Regions from separate parts of the Homo sapiens genome. Here region 1 is linked to region 2. Evidence: chromatin loops called from intact Hi-C (ENCODE). Cell type or tissue: K562. All regions are shown on one strand. Links, peaks and the distances in the headings refer to the core of each region. The heading gives the core; the rest is flanking DNA.

Region 1 (2,896 bases), core at 268-2,767, 51 kb after region 2:
CTCACCACGGGTTCAGGCGTTAGCTGCTATTGACTGTGAACCCGTGGATTTAGGTATCGTGGTTTTCGGGGGGATGTTCACGGTCCTGGTCCCCATATGTCCCTTTCCGTGTTCCTTATCCCATGCTGGAATGCTCTTAGGAGGAATCCCGGAGTTGGAACTGCCCTGCTGGCGTGGATTCTAAGAATCCTGGCACTGCCTGGCCTCCCTGGAGGTGTGTGAGGGCGCGTCTGTGCGCACGAGGGACAGGGCAGGGATTGCAGTGACTGGGGGATGACGGGACCCCCTGCCACGCTCTGCCACAGTCTTCACGGCCATGGGAAGAGCTGCGCTCACTTATACTCTCACGTTAACGGAGCTCACAGGCAGATCCTCTCCGTCCGACAGCCCTTCGGCTGGGGGGTCTGGGGCAGCCTCAGACAGGAGCCCGCTCTTGCGGACGGGAGGACGAGCGCACCCTGCCCCCGCTGCTCTCAGCGAGCCTTTGGCTGTGACTTAGCTGCATTGGTTGCGAGGGCTGGAGCCAGCCGCAGGCCCCGCCTTCCCTTGGCTGCCTTTGGGGCTGCACTGCCCTGGGGAGCCGTATTCTCCTCCATCGTGGCTATGTTAGTGTGAAATTAGAGAAATCTGGGCAAATCTTTTTTATTTATTTGTTTTTTAATTTTTATTTATTTTTTGAGACAGAGTCTCCCTCTGTTGCCCAGGCTGCAGTGCAGTGGCGCCGTCTCAGCTCACTGCAACCTCCACCTCCCGAGTTGAAGCAGTTCTCCTGCCTCAGCCTCCCAGTAGCTGGGATTACAGGTGCCCACCACCACGCCCGGCTCATTTTTGTATTTTTAGTAGAGACGGGGTTTCGCCACATTGGCCAGTCTGGTCTCGAACTCCTGAGCTCAAGTGATTCGTCTGCTTCGGCCTCCCAAAGTGCTGGGATTACAGGTGTGAGCCACGGCAGCCTGTCTGGGCAAGGCTGTAAAGCATGGACATTTCTCTAAGAAGCGTGCAGCTTCGTGACTCATGCAGTCGCCAGGGAGGCTCATGCGCGCCCTTGTGCTCTGTTCTGTGTGGCACTGATTGGCATAAAAGGGGTCCTAAGGCCCTGGTGTTCTTGCTCCCCGCTCGTAAAGTTGTCCTCCGGGTTGAGGTCTGTCTGCACGGAGGCCTCTGCGACTGCTGCGCCGGGCAGGTGCGGGGACTTGTGATAACAGGGTCCCCGACACGGTGCTGACTTGTGATAACAGGGTCCCCGACACGGTGCTGACTTGTGATAACAGGGTCCCCGACACGGTGCTGACTTGTGATAACAGGGTCTCCCCACACAGTGTTGAGTTCCTGCCAGGCCAGGGCAGTGCCGCGTCCTCCTGAAACCCTGCAGTCCTGCAAGGTGGTTTTCCCAACAGTGAGGCCAGAAGAGAGTTGAGATCCCCAGCTCCGACTCCTCGGAGCCAGCACGTGGGGGTGAGCACAGCAGCCAGTCATGTAGGAAGTGGCCCCGTGACGTGGCTCCAGCACTTGGAGGCCCTCAGGGCCCCTCCAGTGGCTGCATCCAAACTTGGCTGATCCTGAACAGCCGTTTCCCTGGGCTCCGTTCTCCGGCCAGATCGGGGCACAAGAACAGAGAACCTGAATTGCCCTGCAGAGGGGTCTCGTGGGGATGAGAAGCAGCCGCATAAAGGGGCTGCTGTGTGGCCTTTGCTGAAATAGCCACACTTCCTGCCTTCTTCCCACATGACGCCCGATGCGGGTGCTTCCCTGTGCCTTCCTGCCCAGAGACGGCTGTGTCCACCCCGCAGCGTCCGCCTCCAGCCGGTCTCTGCCTCTCTGGGGCCCCTGCCTCCGCTTGCTGGCTGGTGCCCCTTGGGGGTAACGTGTTCAGGCCTTTCCTGACCTAAACAAAAGTCTCAAAGAGGAGCATATCTGCTGGCCCTGCACCCTGTCCCGTCTTGCGCCCGGGCAGCTGGGCAGAAGGTGGAGGTGTCTGGAGAGCAGGGTAAGGACGAGGGGTGCCTGAGGAGGAGTGGGGCCGTGGGAGAACATTGGATGTTGTTTTGTGTGTGAAGGGCTGGTGGAGCTCTAGGTGTGAGCCAGGGTAGGGGGTGAGGATACCAGTCAGGCTGACGTAGGGGCTGCTGGAATCTCGGCAAAGGAGGCAGGTGGTGGCTCTGATCCCTGAGTGGCCCGGGGCTGCTGTGATGGGACACAGACCACACGGCTCACAGCAAAGGGCGTCTGTTCTCTCCTAGTTCTGGAGCCCAGGAGTCTGAGATGAAGGAGACCGCAGGCCACGCTGCCTCCAGAGTCTCCCGGGAGGATCCTCCTGCCTCCTCCAGCTCCTGGGCCCCCGGGCGACCCTGGGCGCCTGTGCCTCCACGCAGTCTCTTCCTCCCAGTCTGAGAGCTCTTCCTGCCTTCATCCTGTAAGGTCACTTGTCAGTGGCTTCAGGGCCCACCTCTGACCCAGGATGCTCTCTCAACATCATAACCTAATTACAGGGTTCTTCAATACATCCATAAAGACAGGTTTTCCAAATAAGGTTGCATTCTCAGGTTCCTGGGGCTGGGATGCGGGTATCCTCTTTTTTGGGGGCACTATTCAACCCACTGCAATTGAGCTCTCGGCCCTAAAATTCATATCTGCCACACATGTACAGTATGTTCACCCCATCTCAGTGTCTCCTGAAGTCTCAGGCCTGCACAGACCAGCTCTGAGTCCCAACTCTCATGTAAATCTCATTGCTCGGAGCTCCCAAATCTCATCCTCTAAGCATCCAAACCAGAAGCCAGTGAAATGTGGGGTCTGGTCCATCCTGGACAAAACTGCTGTGTCTGTAGATGTGCAAGTGAGGAGGTGGTTATCCCAGAACGCAGCAGGGGACAAGCCAGGAGAGGCATGTTTGCTC
Region 2 (2,896 bases), core at 95-2,594:
GCTCTCTGGCTTTGGGGCCGTGGAGGGTCCCCTCAGCCCCAGGGGGATCCACTGCACTCTGGGGGTGAAATTCAGGGGACCTGGTCAGGCCCTGCCAGCTGGGCAGAAAGGCCCTTGAGTGACCCCAATGACAGGCTGTTGACCTATGGGGGGGTCCCAGCTGCCTGGGCCATGGTGACACCTGTGCGCCTTCAGCCAGCTCAGACTGGATTTTTGCGGGGAGGCAGAAGCAGCCACAGGGGGCAGGTGGCCTGAGGGGAGGCCTGAGGCTACAGGGCCCAAAGCTGGGCACCGCCCCCCAGCCTGCCCATCACAGGACAGCGCCGGTGGACCCCATTTGTCCATTGCCTGGAAGGAATCGGGCGTGTTCTGGTCTGCACCCTGACATGCAGCCCTCCAGAGCCACCGCGTGCCTGGGATGGGGCTGTGTGGGTGGGGAGCCTGGCACGGGGTGGCTGAAAGGGTGCTGGGGAGAGGAAGGTGGCTCAAAGTCCGTTGTTCCCGTGCTTCCTGAAACGGTCGCTGCCCGACGGTCAGGGCTGAACCTCACCGCCCAACCAGGACCACAGCACCATGGGCGGCGAGCCGGCCGCACACAGCTGGAGGGGGTCATGGTGCAGCCAAGGCAGCACCAGAGCTTTCCAAAGGGCTTGTGTAACCTCGGCGTCACCCGGGCAGGGATGTGTGCGTGCCTGCGGCGTCCCCTGGGAGCTGGGGCCCTAGCGGGTGTCTGGGTACTGCTGTGCGGGGTGGGATCACGGGGTCCTCACCTTTAACGAGTGCTGGCCCTGATGAGCAAGTCCAGAAAACTCACCCCAAAAGGGCTCTGGGAAAAAGTGGCGGTAACTGAGGCCGGGCTTTGCAGTCCAGGTTCCCAGCTGAATGTTTAGAAAACGCAGGGGAGGTTGTGCAGGTGCTTCTCTGATCCCAGCAGAAAGCTGTAAAATGCAAAGCTGATGGCAGAACTCAGCCTTCCAGCGCTGCAAAAGCGACTCTGGCCCCTGCCTGTGTCGGCTCTCATCAGGAGGGCTTCGAGCTGCTGCAGACTGAGGGTGAGCACACCAGATGCGGGGCCACAAAACGAGGCAGGGCCCTCCTTTCGGGAGCAGTCGTCTGTGCCCCTCCCTCTCCCCCAGAACATTCCTCTGGGGAGGTCTGGCTCTGGGTGCTCAGTGTGGGTTGTGAGCCCCTCCCGCCGGGAGGCTGATGTCAGCGCCAGCTCTGCCTCTCCCGCCAGCCGGCCCAGAAGTTCAGCGAGACACGCCCACACCTCCCACAGCCTTGGAAGAAGCCACCAGAAACAACCTTGGTACCTGCAAGGCTGCGGGGCCAGCACATTTGATGTTATGAGCACAGCTGTTTACTGTTGTCTGGGTCCCCCACACTGTCTGATTTTTAATGGGTTCCATTAGAAATGGGTGAGACCAGGCTCTCTGAGGCCTACGTCAGGTCCAGGCTTTCTCCTTCCTCCTGGACTCATTCGAATTTCCTGGCAAGAGGCATCCCCCGGTCTAGAAAGGGGAAACTTCCCAAGACCTTTCACGCCCAAGGACGGCTTTGGCGGCCTTCGCATTTGGCCAACAGCTCATCTGTGTCTGGCGAGGGCGCGAGTCTGGGTCACACCTGTTTTTGGAGAATCCCTGGCGCTGCTGCCAGGAAGACTCTTCTGCCGGGTCTGGATGGCTGCCAGGCCTGCCCACGATGTTCTCAGATTGCACTGAAACGTTTCCCAGTGTGGGATCTTCTTATCTCTCTGTTCAAGGGGCTGAGGCCCATGGACTCCCCCTCATGTAACCGCCCAATGGGTTCACCTTGCCTGCTGCCCAGACAGAGCTGATGGATCAAGACAGGGGAATTACAGGGGAGAAAGAATGACTCACGCAGAGCTGGCTGTGCAGGAGACCGGAGTTTTACTGTCACTCAAATCAGGGGAATCGCAATAGGGAAAGAGGGATTCACGCAGAGCTGGCTGTGTGGGAGACCGGAGTTTTATTATTACTGAAATCAGTCTCCCCACACATTTGGGATCAGTTCTTTTTTTCTTTTTTTGAGACAGAGTCTCACTCTATCCCCCAGGCTGGAGTGCAGTGGCGTGCTCTCAGCTCACTGCAAGCTCCGCCTCCCGGGTTCACGCCATTCTCCTGCCTCAGCCTCCCGAGTAGCTGGGACTTCAGGCACCTGCCACCATGACCGGCTAATGTTTTTGTGTGTATTTTTAGTAGAGACGGGGTTTCACCGTGTTAGCCAGGATGGTCTCGATCTCCTGACCTCGTGATCCACCCACCTCAGCCTTCTAAAGTGCTGGGACTACAGGCGTGAGCTACCGCGCCCGGCAGGGATCAGTTTTTAAGGACAGCTTAGTGGGTGAGGAAGCCAGTGAGCCAGGAGTGCTGATTGGTCAGGTCAGAGATGAACTCATAGGGAATTGAAGCTGTCCTTTTGTGCGGAGTCTGTTCCTGGTGGGGGTCACAAGATCAGATGAGCCAGTCTATTGGTCTGAGTGGTGCCAGCTGATCCATCTAGCGCAACAAGGATCCGCAAAACATCTCAAGCATGGATTTTAGGAGCAGTTTAGGGAGGGTCAGAATCTTGTAGCCTCCAGCTGCATGACTCCTAAACCACAATTTCTTTAATCTTGTGGCTAATTTGTTAATCCTACAAAGGCAGTCTAGCCCTCAGGCAAGAAGGAGGTTTATTTTAACTATAAACTAAGTTCCTCCCAAAGTTAGTTCAGCCTACGCCCAGGAAGGAACAAGGACAGCTTGGAGGTCAGAACCAAGATGGAGTCAGGTCGGAACCCTTCCACCAACGGTGATAATTTTGCAAACTTGGCTTCACTAGTTGCTTCGTTGCTCCATCTCGGGCTGGTAGGAACCCCTTCCCTGGCTGCCTCCCC

Evidence for each region. A loop is a pair of places that touch in the nucleus more often than their neighbours do. Peaks named below come from ENCODE experiments on the same cell type or tissue, not always from the same donor. Only the 100,000 strongest peaks of a DNase experiment are listed, where the experiment ranks them.
Region 1: it touches region 2 in a loop (2.5-fold over the local background); 2 of 110 quality-filtered maps call a loop at or near these places.

The regions. Positions count from the first base shown.
Region 1 is chr5:1,066,215-1,069,110 of GRCh38, reverse strand. All of the region lies in intron 17 of SLC12A7 (solute carrier family 12 member 7), which reads left to right. Among named protein-coding and RNA genes, the nearest start is that of MIR4635, 4.7 kb to the right of the region's middle. RefSeq lists enhancers at 1-399, 1,122-1,621. In K562, for the core only: no CTCF peak of the experiment used is centred there; DNase peaks (open chromatin) are centred at 507 and 1,320; H3K27me3 peaks cover 1,421 bases.
Region 2 is chr5:1,117,229-1,120,124 of GRCh38, reverse strand. It overlaps a transcript of SLC12A7 not described here. Among named protein-coding and RNA genes, the nearest start is that of SLC12A7, 6.6 kb to the right of the region's middle. RefSeq lists enhancers at 572-1,105, 2,176-2,709. In K562, for the core only: no CTCF peak of the experiment used is centred there; DNase peaks (open chromatin) are centred at 1,210 and 1,781; H3K4me3 peaks cover 180 bases; H3K27me3 peaks cover 1,957 bases.